Regions from separate parts of the Homo sapiens genome. Here region 2 is linked to region 1. Evidence: read pairs that join two places in POLR2A ChIA-PET (ENCODE). Cell type or tissue: A673. All regions are shown on one strand. Each heading gives the region's core, and the rest is flanking DNA. Links, peaks and the distances in the headings are about the cores only. Region 1 has its middle 33 kb from the start of CHRNA1. Region 2 holds the start of LOC124907907 (a long non-coding RNA gene).

What was found. Peaks named below come from ENCODE experiments on the same cell type or tissue, not always from the same donor. Only the 100,000 strongest peaks of a DNase experiment are listed, where the experiment ranks them.
Region 2: POLR2A ChIA-PET joins it to region 1 with 10 read pairs; 2 of 35 experiments call an interaction of 5 or more read pairs at or near these places.

The regions. Positions count from the first base shown.
Region 1 is chr2:174,728,917-174,734,296 of GRCh38, reverse strand. No RefSeq gene overlaps it. Among named protein-coding and RNA genes, the nearest start is that of CHRNA1, 33 kb to the left of the region's middle. RefSeq lists a silencer at 3,842-4,136 and an enhancer at 3,735-4,474. In A673, for the core only: no CTCF peak of the experiment used is centred there; no DNase peak of the experiment used is centred there; H3K4me3 peaks cover 709 bases; H3K27me3 peaks cover 4,281 bases.
Region 2 is chr2:174,640,654-174,646,033 of GRCh38, reverse strand. LOC124907907 (a long non-coding RNA gene) reads right to left here and starts at 3,757. Exons shown (of 2, transcript XR_007087310.1): 1 at 1-3,757. It also overlaps a transcript of WIPF1 not described here. In A673, for the core only: no CTCF peak of the experiment used is centred there; no DNase peak of the experiment used is centred there.

The DNA.
Region 1 (5,380 bases), core at 202-5,201:
CAAAATTCAACTCATAACACTGTACAGTGAAATATTATTCAGCCATGAAAACGAATGAAGTGTTGATCCATGCTACAACATGGCTGAACTCTGAAAATATTATCCTAAGTGAAAAAAGGCAGACACGAAAGGCCACATATTGTGTAATTCCCTTTATGTAGGATGTCCAGAATAGGCAAATATATCAAAGTGGCAAGGAGACTATTGGTTATCTAGGCTTGGGAATGTTGTTGGTGATAGCTAAAGGATACAGAAATGTGAAGGGTGGGGGTGAAAATGTTCTGAAGTTGATTTTGTGATGGATGCTAAAAACCATTGAGTTGTATATTTTAAAATGTATGGTACGTGAATTATATCTCAATAAAACTGTTAAAGGGGGAAAAGTTATATCAGAAAAAACTTCCAGAGCTTATTGATCAGAAAAAAAAAAACCTACATGTTTTCTTTAAAAATTAGAGCTGAGATATGTCCAGGCCCCAGGGCCCTCCTGTCTCAGATTGGCTGGCGCTGCAGGCTTTCACACACTTGATTTCTTCCATGGTGAGGTTTGTACAGAGTGCAACATATATTTGGACAGACGAGTAGCAAATTTGTTTCTCTAATTTGTCTTCCTTACATAGTTTCTGAGAGAAGGGTTCATTGGTAATCTTGTTGCCAGTTGGAAAAATTTTTATCCTTATCTGTCTGGAAAATTAAGTCTATTTTATCTTTTTCCTCAAGGTAATTTTGTCCAGGTTTGATAGCAGGTCACCTTTCTGGGGATTCCATGCTCCTAGTGACAGAAGGGGACCCAACAACTCTCCCTGCCCCGAGGATGTGTAAAGTGACACCAGACTTACTCTTCCGCTTTAATGTTAAATAAAAAAGAAGCTGAGCTATGATTTTGTAAGATACAACCAAAATGGAGACTAGAAGGAGATTGTGCAAGGATGGTTCTGCCCTAAACTGTCTGAGAAAGGGAGAGAAATGCTTCCACCAGCAGGCACAGCACTTGTGGGAATAAACGGGAAGGTTCGTGCTTGTGCTGAGTGCGGTCTGGGGAGTAATAGACATTTTCACGAGAGGCTGCAGGATGGGGAGAGACACTTCAGGCCAGAGTTGGGCAGAGCTTATCCTGGCTTAACTGGGGGCAGGAGGTGTCCAGAAGCATAGGGAGGTTTTTGTCAACTAAGGAACAGTGCTGATGCGGCAAGAACGGGAACAGGGCAGGGCATGGAACCCAGAGGGAAGACGGGGGTGATCCCCGACTTCAGGTGGAGTGACAGTGGGCAGGCAGTCGCAGTCCTGTCAAGGCCAAGGGTATTTGGAGGGGCCTGTGGTTCTGTAGTCTCCCACTGTCTACCTAGGAGGTGGCTGTAACCTAGCCCTGGGGGTAGAGAAAGGAACTTTAGGGGGGCTTCTCCATAGAGGTCAGGAGAGGAAGGGGCTTCAGGAGAAGATAAGCAGCAGCCTTGGCCCTTGGGGTTGGCCTGCCCTCATCTTCCCTCTGTTCACTTTCACATCTTCATGTTTGTAATGCAAAGTTCATTTGGAAACTTGTAGCCTCTTTTAGTTGGACTAAAGGCATCAAAGGAAGGGGGTATAGCTTTTGTTCACATTTAGGCTGCCATTCTACAGGACAGCTGGGCGTGAACGGAGTACTACCTGCAATAAGAAAGCGGGAGAGGAGAAATTCGGTAGGGGGTGGTTTGCACAGCAGCTCCCCCCAGACAAAGATTCTGCTGCCAGACGCAACCTTCCTATCATCAAGGACGGAAAACTGAGGCTGGAGAAATTCTTTACAAACAAACCTTGTTATACCATCTTCCCGAACACATGTCTACCCAATTAGCTCCCTCGCCCAAGTCCCTTTGTCTTTCCTCATTTTCACAACTTACTATGCTTTGTCCAATTCAGTACATAAGTAACAGATTCTAACGGCTTCTTTGGGATTTCATTTCCGTATGAGGGCTCCTGTGCCACATAAAACTTGTATTAAGTGAATTTGTATGTTTTTCTTCTGTTGATCTATCTTATATCAATTTAATTCTTGAGTCCAGCCAGGACCCCAAGGGGATGGAGGTGCAGTTCTGCCTCCCCTACAGTTTCTGGTGACAAGGGAGGGACCCTAAAAGGCAGGGATGCCCACTAGCTCTGCAGCTTGGAGATGGGACTGGGAAGACTGACAAAAGATGGTAGAAAGTAGGAAATCTCACCCAGTCAGCTCTTAGATCTCTGTCTGTAGTGGCCATTCGAGAAAGGGAGGTAAACATTGTTCGTCGTCTTTTCCTTTCCAATTCAGATTGGTAGGAGAAAACATTTATAAGAATTAATTTTTCAAATTGTGACTCTTGTGAATTTGGTTCTGAGTACCCATTGGTTATAGATCACAGCCTCCCAGGAATGGTCCTTGTTTTCCTTGTCTCTGTCTTTTGTGTAGTTTGTCATAAGGAGGAAAATCATAAGATTTGGCCTTCATCTTGTTTTATGTCTTGAGAGCTTAGCTCGGGAACCAGTGAGGATATTCTCTGTGGTCTTTGCCAGCAGAAGTCGCACGTTGTCAGGCTTGCTTCAGGCGGCTAGCCAACTGGCTAGGAGTCCAGAACCAAAGTATCTCTTTGTCCCACTGTGCCAGCTCTTAGGGGAGTTTGTCTTAATTGTCTCAACTTCATTGCCTTGTTTTTAAAAAGGTCTGGCCGTTCTTAGGATATTCGGAGCAATTTGGATGCCAAGGCGGACAGTGTGCTTTTGCACCCTCTCTTGGAGGCACTTCTTGAGCCCATGGTTAAGTGATAAAAGGCTTCTTGGTTTTAAGCCATGAAAAGGCTTGTTGGTTTTGAGTCACAATTGAAATAGGTATACTTCTAAAAATTTGGACTTTTGTATCTAAAAGGGTTTTATTGTTGTTGTTGTTTTTTTTTTTTTTTTTTTTTTTTTTGAGAGACGGAATCTCGCTCTGTTGCCCAGGCTGGAGTAGAGTGGCACTATCTTGGCTTACTGCAACCTCCACCTCCCGGGTTCAAGCGATTCTCCTGCCTCAGTGTCCCAAGTAGCTGGGACTACAGGCATGCGCCACCAAGCCCAGCTAATTTTTGTATTTTTTAGTAGAGACGGGGTTTCACTATATGTTGTTCCAGGCTGGTCTGGAACTCCTGATCTCGGGCGATCCACCCGCCTTGGCCTCCCAAAGTGCTGGGACTACAGGCGTGAGCCACCGCGCCCAGCCAGTTGTTTGTTTTTAAAGAGTGCTCTCATCCTAAGCTGTCCTATTGGGTACCTATGGGAAAATCAAATTAAACGACACAAAATAATTTAATGGCTACCCTTAGCGATTCCCTTAGCAAGATTAAAGAACACAATCAGACTTAAAACAAAAATTCAATCCACACCGCTATAAATTTTCCCTGGGTGGTGAGACTGCAAAAGGCACTTAAGTCACCAAAGCCCGGGACTTGGCAGGAGGCCCCAGCGTGGAGGCTGCAGCTCATGCTGACCAGGAAGGCCCGGAGCATCTCACGGTCATGAAAGGGCCTCCGCCCTCACGCAGGAGGTCCCCGGAGGCAGGTCTGGAACTCCGTCCAGTCCTCAGAGTGGCAGTGCACTAGCGACCCTGACTACGAGCTCCAGGAACAGGCGAAACCTGCCGCACTCAGCTCCTAGGGGCCCCAATTCTGACAAAGGGAGCCTGCAGCACTCTGTGTAGGATCCTTAAAGTCTTTGATGGGCTTAGAGCTAGAACCAACCAACCAGAGAGGAGAAAGAAAACGGATTCAAAGACAGGAAATACAATCGGCTAAAAGCAGCGTTTAATAGCCGCGTCCTGGCTAGGGAAGGGAAGGCACCAATGCGAGGCCTGCGTGGCTGAGTGGCGTCACCTTGCCCTTCCCGTGTAATGGGACCAAGGAAGAAGCACAGACCTACTGCCCGGGGCTCCCGCCCTCCACAGCCCCTCCCCTCCGGGTTTCCCAGCGCGGGAGCTATGGGGCAAGTGCACTGCCTCGCCGCTCCACACTCGCTTGAACGCGTAAGAAATCCTCGTCAGACTCAGCTCCGGGCTGGGAGGGCTTGCGGAGGCAGCGGCGCAGCAAGCTGGCCCCAGCCCGGGTGGCAGTTCGCACCCACGCACGTCCAGCCGGGGTCACCACCTGGAAGCGCTGCATCCCATCACCTGCGTCGGGTCCTTCCAGTGCCCACCGATTCCACTGCCCAGTTACGGGGAGGATTGTACGGGGGGTGGGGAGGGACACACAGCACCTCACGCACGCCGAGGGCACCAGGACCCTCTAGCAGCGACGCGCCTCAAGTCGCTGCAGAAGCTGCAGAAGGTACATCTAGCCCTGTCTGCATGGGCTCCTTCGGCGGAAGGGAACATCTCACACTCCAACCCGAGCAAATCTAGCGCTCCTGCCAACACCGCCCGCCGCAACAGCAACGAATTCATCCATCCCAGATTCGCCACCAGGGTCCGACGGTTCTGTCCCCGCGGGCCTTACCACTTGGCTTGCGGTGTTGACGCTGGACTGTCCGAAGGCTTTTGGCAAAGTTGCTTCCCAAGCATGTTTACTGTGGAAGGGTGAACAGCCACCAAAGACACCACCTGCAACACAAGTACATAGGAGGTTAAGAGCCACGTGTCTTTTCTGAATTAAGGGTAAAAGTGAGAGTTTCAGGAAGATGATGCTTATAATTAGAAACTCTTAACTTTCCCCCACTTTTACCTTTTTAGATCCATGGTTCAATTGCAAATACCTTCATTAAGCTTAATTGTCATTTTTTTTTAAAGGGAGGACAGGGGTTGCATTGGCAGGACTCACTTGTTCCTTCCCATAGGTCTGGTTCATTCCTCCCTGGGCACTTCCTGGCTGGGACTCGGGTGTCCCCGGCATATCACCGACTGCTCTGAGCCCCTCTGAGGCTGTCTACTAGGGAGAGTGCTGGTGGAACTGTGTGATCCAGAAATAACGCTCTTAAAAGTCTATGTTTTTATGATAATTACAGAATAGAATTTTAACATTGGAATTAACTTTTACTCCAACATTTCTCTATATAGTTGCAAAACTAGTTCAGAAATCTTAATGATCCACTTTTCCTTAAGAAGAATTGCATTTCTGTTTCCAGAAAGAATGCCTTGTGAAGAAGCTGCCCCCTCTTTAAATACACAGATCACAAAGCAAGTGGGAAAACAGATCTACATAGATACACAAATATTTATTCCTTCCACAAATGGAAGGATGCTGAGTGTTCTCCGTACCCGGCGCCATTCTTGGTCCTTGGGATATAACGATAAATCAAAATCAGGAAATATTTTATTTTACATAATAGATAATAAACTGAAGTAGAAATGATAAAATTTTTTAAATGGCATTAGAGGGCAGAGAGGAAATAAACAAGGAAATCTGTA
Region 2 (5,380 bases), core at 331-5,330, 88 kb after region 1:
AGATGGTGTCTTGCTTCTCAGTACTGTCGTTCTGCTACGTCTGTTGTTCTGTATTTATGAGCCTTCTTAAAACTCACCCTGGATGAATGGCAAGGCTTTCCTATGTGTCCCTAGCCAGTCATTTTATGAACAAGGAAATTTGCCATTTTCTTTCAATGTTTTGGTCAACAACAAAGATGAATATAGGGCCTAATTATTTGGAATTCAGTTGCACAACGTTGGAAAGCGCCAGTTTGGTTGTTGGCATCAGGCCCTGTGTTATGCCGAAGAAGAATAACCCCACTAGGTAGGGCTCTAGCTTTGAAGACAGCTGGTCAAAGGGCTTGAGAATTTTGGCTTAGATCACATCACAATGGTATCAACAAGGTACCAGTGTATAGTCTACCAGCAAGAGAACTTTCTTGACCTTTCAACTTCCTTTAGCTGTTCCAAGGGTCAGAAACAGCATTTGCTGGCTTTTGCAGGATTGTTAATGAGGAGAGGCTTTGCATGACATAATACTCCAAAAATCCCTCAGGGTCATTTTAGAAACAATTGCCCTGGGGTCTGGCTGGACCATTTGACGTACATTGTAAAGCACAGACCATATCTTGCCACAGTTACCTGCTGCACAACTCATGTGGTGTGCATGGGTTTAAATTTCTCTCAGAGACAGAACAACAAGAAGGCAGTTATGGTGTGTACTGGAAATGACACTTGACTTATAGTCAGAAACGGGTTCAAATTCCAATTTTATCACTTATTTACTTATTTGAACAAATCTCTTCAATTCTTGGAACCTTAATCTCCTCATTGGTAATATAAGAATAATTACATATAATATTTAACTCAAAGGGTTGTTTAAGCTAAATTGATTTTTTTAAACATGTAATATTAAAACAGAAACACTCTTTTAAGGTATTTTACCACACTTTCTCGTGGTCCAAACCAAGGTTTCATTTCAGTAAATCGAGTGACTGACAGGTTTACTTGCTATACCTTTATCCCTATTCCTTCCCCTCTACTCTAGGCTTCTCTATGAAAAATCAAATAAGGAATTTTAGTGTTAACTTTCATTCAAACACATAAAAAACCACACAACAATATTTGTATTTTATGGCCAGAATTTCCGCCATATCCCTCCAGTGATATCAAAGCTTTAAAAATTGAAAAGTACTTCATTTTTTAAAAGAGAAGAAAAAAAGATTGTGAATTCTTGTTTACTACTGTGCCTCCTGAATTAGACATTAGGAAACTCAGAATTCTAGCCATTCAGCAGGTCTAGCAACATTATTTTCTCAATTGAGCTCCTCAACTCTTTAGCAATTATGTTTACATTTTTCGTGACATCACCTAATCTAGAACAGATTCCTCAGTTATGATGGCTTTTAGTGACTGGAAATGAGGTAGTAGGAAACCCACCCTGAGAGCCTCCCTTCTACAGATACCTCTGTAGATCTCCAGATTGCCTGCATGTCTCAAGAGTCCAAAATTTGTAGAAGCAGTCCCCAGGATGTTTTTGGTTATGTCATAGCCAGTGGGTTCCTTGCTGCCTCTACCCCACACTTACCCACATTATTTGTGAAAGCTGTAGCTTGTCCTCCATATAGGGAGGGGGGTGGGGGAGTGAATATGGATACCTGGCAGCATACCCTTTTAGAAAGATTTCTGATGCCTGTGTAATATTACAACCTCTTATACAATTATTCTTATTAACATGAACCTACCACTACATTTCTCAAAACAACAGAATGACTTTACCAATTAATAGAGTCCTACTATGTAGTTCTCTGATGTTTATGAAGAAAGGTCACATGTATTTGATCTCTTGAAAAAAGTATTAAGTAGGATTTCTAAACCATTACATATTAAAACACATACACAGCTGGGGTGGAGGGTACTATACTAATTAAGAGCATGATCAGTCAGAAAAAGTCTAGAAAAGAGGGGAAAGACAGGAAGAAAATAATATAACTGAACACATGATAAAATTGCAGGAATAAGTTAAACAAAAATAAATGTGACTAGGTTAAATTCTTCTAATAAAATCAGTGACTCTCATTGTTTAAAAAGATAATCTAGCTATATACCATCTTTAGGAGTCATATGTATAGCAAAATAACACAGAAAGGATGAAAAGGGGATAGGTTAGTGAATGCTAACTAACAAAAATCAGGACAGTAATATTAATATTTAAAAATGTAGGATTGAATGTAAAAAAAATACTAAATGAGACATAGAATAAGAAATACAAATCCAACAAGAGGATTTAACAATAATGAACCTTTATGCACTGAGTATCCTAGCACTGAAAAATCTGTTAAAAATACAAATAAAATAATACAGGCCAGGCATGGTGGCTCACGCCTGTAATCCCAGAACTTTGGGAGGCCAAGGTGGGCAGACCACTTGAGGTCAGAAGTTGGAGACCAGCATAGCCAACATGCAAAACCCGGCTCTACTAAAAATACAAAAATTAGCCAGCTTGGTGTTGCGTGCCTGTAATTCCAGCTACTTGGGAGGCTGAGGCTCGAGAATCTCCTGGACCCAGGAGGCGGAGGTTGCAGTGAGCTGAGATTGCACCACTGCACTCCACCTTAGGTAATGGAGTGAGACTCTGTCTCACACACACACACACACAAAATACATATAAATAAAATTTAAAAATTTAAAATACAAATGAAGTTTTTCATCGTGATAGTGGGAGGCTAACAAAATGCTTTCAATATTTCATCAAGTAGACAAAAATAAATAGGAACAGAATATTTGAATAGCATTTTTCCATTATCATTATTGACTTAACCCAACAAATAGGACATACACACAATTTTTTTAAAAGATCATGGAGCATTTACAAAAATTGATTAAATACTCAACCACAAAGAAGATGTCCAATTAACAAAAACTAGACATGTATTGGCCACATATAATAGTATAGTAGCATTGAAAATTAACACAAGATGGTTCCTTCCCCCACCTCCATCTAAGCACTTAGAAATTAAGGTATGATCCTTCTAAATAATCCTTGGGTCAAGAAAACCAGTACTAAAACTATGGACTATTTAAAAGTTAACAATGAGAATATAATGCATCAAAATGTGTGGAATAGGACTAAAAATACACTTAAATAAGTTAAGGCTTTTATTTAAAAGGACTGGAAAAAATAAGATTGTGACTTAAGAAGCTAATAAAATAAAGCAAAACAAAGTGGGGAAAAGGAAATAAGAAACGTGGAGGAGGTGCCAGGTGCAGTGGCTCACACCTATAATCCCACTGCTTTGGGAGGCTGAGGTAGGAGGATCATTTGAGGGCAGGAGTTCAAGGTTTCCGCAAGCTATGATCATGTCTCTGCACTCCAGCCTGGGCGACAGAGGGAGACCCAGTCTCAACAACAACAACAACAAAAAAGGCCGGGCGCGGCGGCTCATGCCTGTAATCCCAGCACTTTGGGAGGCCGAGGCAGGTGGATCACGAGCTCAAGAGATGGAGACTATCCTGGCTAACACAGTGAAACCCCTTCTCTACTAAAAATACAAAAAAATTAGCCGGGCGTGGTGGTGGGTGCCTGTAGTTCCAGCTACTCGGGAGGCTGAGGCAGGAGAATGGCATGAACCTGGGAGGCGGAGCTTGCAGTGAGCCGTGATTGCGCCACTGCACTCCAGCCTGGGCGACAGAGTGAGACTCTGTCTCAAAAAAAAAAAAAAAAAAAAAGGTGGAGGAAGGAAGTAATGAAGATAAAGCAGAAGAAAATTAGAATTTAAAATAACATAAAAATAAAAGAAAATTAGAATTGACAGGAAAGCAAGAATGCAGGGTCCCTAGGAGAGCTGCTGCAGTGAGAATGGAAAGCTGAGATAAGGGAATGTTAAACATTGTCCTTGCCCTCCTTGCAGCTTAGGTTTGGTTGAAGTGAAAGGCATGTGCAGAAAATAAAGAATAGGACTATTCAATAAAGTGGTCATTTATGAATATAGAGTTGGTATTCTATCTTGGTATGGTATGGTAAATCTGGTATGGTTGGTATGGTAAATCTCTCTATAGCAAAGAGTAGCAGTTAGGCTCTGAGTCTCTGCACCGATAGAACTGAACCTGTATATTGGCTTCAGACTTATCAAGAGACTCTGGAGAGGTTAGTTAACCACGTAAATCTTAATTACTCTGTCTGTAAAGTGGAGATCACAGTACCTACCTCACAGGATTATAATGAGAATTAAATGAAAATATGTATATAAAGCACTCAGCTCAATGTCAAAGCATGTGGCACAGGCTTGGTAAATGGTTGCTGAAAAAAGTCAGTGCAGCATCTCTTCCAGTCCCTCCTGGGTACTGGTGAGATGAGTAAGGCACTATCAGTATTTTGGTACACTTTATACAGGAGTGGGACAGTAAATAGTATTTAGAGTAGCCAAGTTCTGCCTACCTGGATGAAAAGGTTGGGCATTTTGTCTGTGACCATTTGTAAGATATGCCAGTGGGAAATGGTTGAATTAGTCTCTGTCCATTAAAAGAAAAAAGATCTATAAAACATCATGCTCCCAAAATAACAGCGGTTCATTAGCTGGAGAGAAAATCCTGGCCACAGAGAGGGGACTCCTGGTCAGTCCTGCCACTGTGCACTTATTTATCTGTCTCAGTAGGAAAGCAGAAGCAAGGAGACCTTTGGATCTGCCTGCTGACCAGTCAGCACATTTGCTCCTCATCAGCCAGACTGAAACTCCATTCTTGCAACCCCTCAGCATCAATATTAGGTTGCCCAGGCATGATAATGGACTCATGAGGTCTTGGAAAAGTAATGGAGTAAACACAAAAGGAGTCAGTAAACCCAGAAAAGAATTTAACACCTTCCCTCATCCTTCTGCACATGGATATCCAATGTTCCCAGCACCATTTATTGAAGAGAATGTCTCTTACCCAGTATGTGTTCTTGGCACTTTTGTTGAATGGGAGTTGAGTGTAAGTGCATAAATTTATTTCTGGGCTCTATTCTGTTCTATTGGTCTATGTGTCTGTTTTTATTCTAGTACATGCAGTTTTGGTCACTATAGTTTTGCAGTATATTTTGAAGTCAGATATGCCTTCAGCTTTGTTCTTTTTGCTCAGGATTGCTTTTGCTCTTTTGGATCTTTTATGGTTTCATATGAATTTCAGGATTTGTTTCTGTTTCTGTGAAGAATGTCATTGGTATTTTGATAGGGATTGCATTAAATCTGTAGATTGCTTTGGGTAGGTTGGCCATTTTAACAATATTAATTCTTTAAATTTAAATTCTTTAAATTAAAGAATTAAAATTAAAGCGGGGAGGGATAGCATTAGGAGATATACCTTATGTAAATGACGAGTTAATGGGTGCAGCACACCAACACGGCACGTGTATACATATGTAACAAACCTGCACATTGTG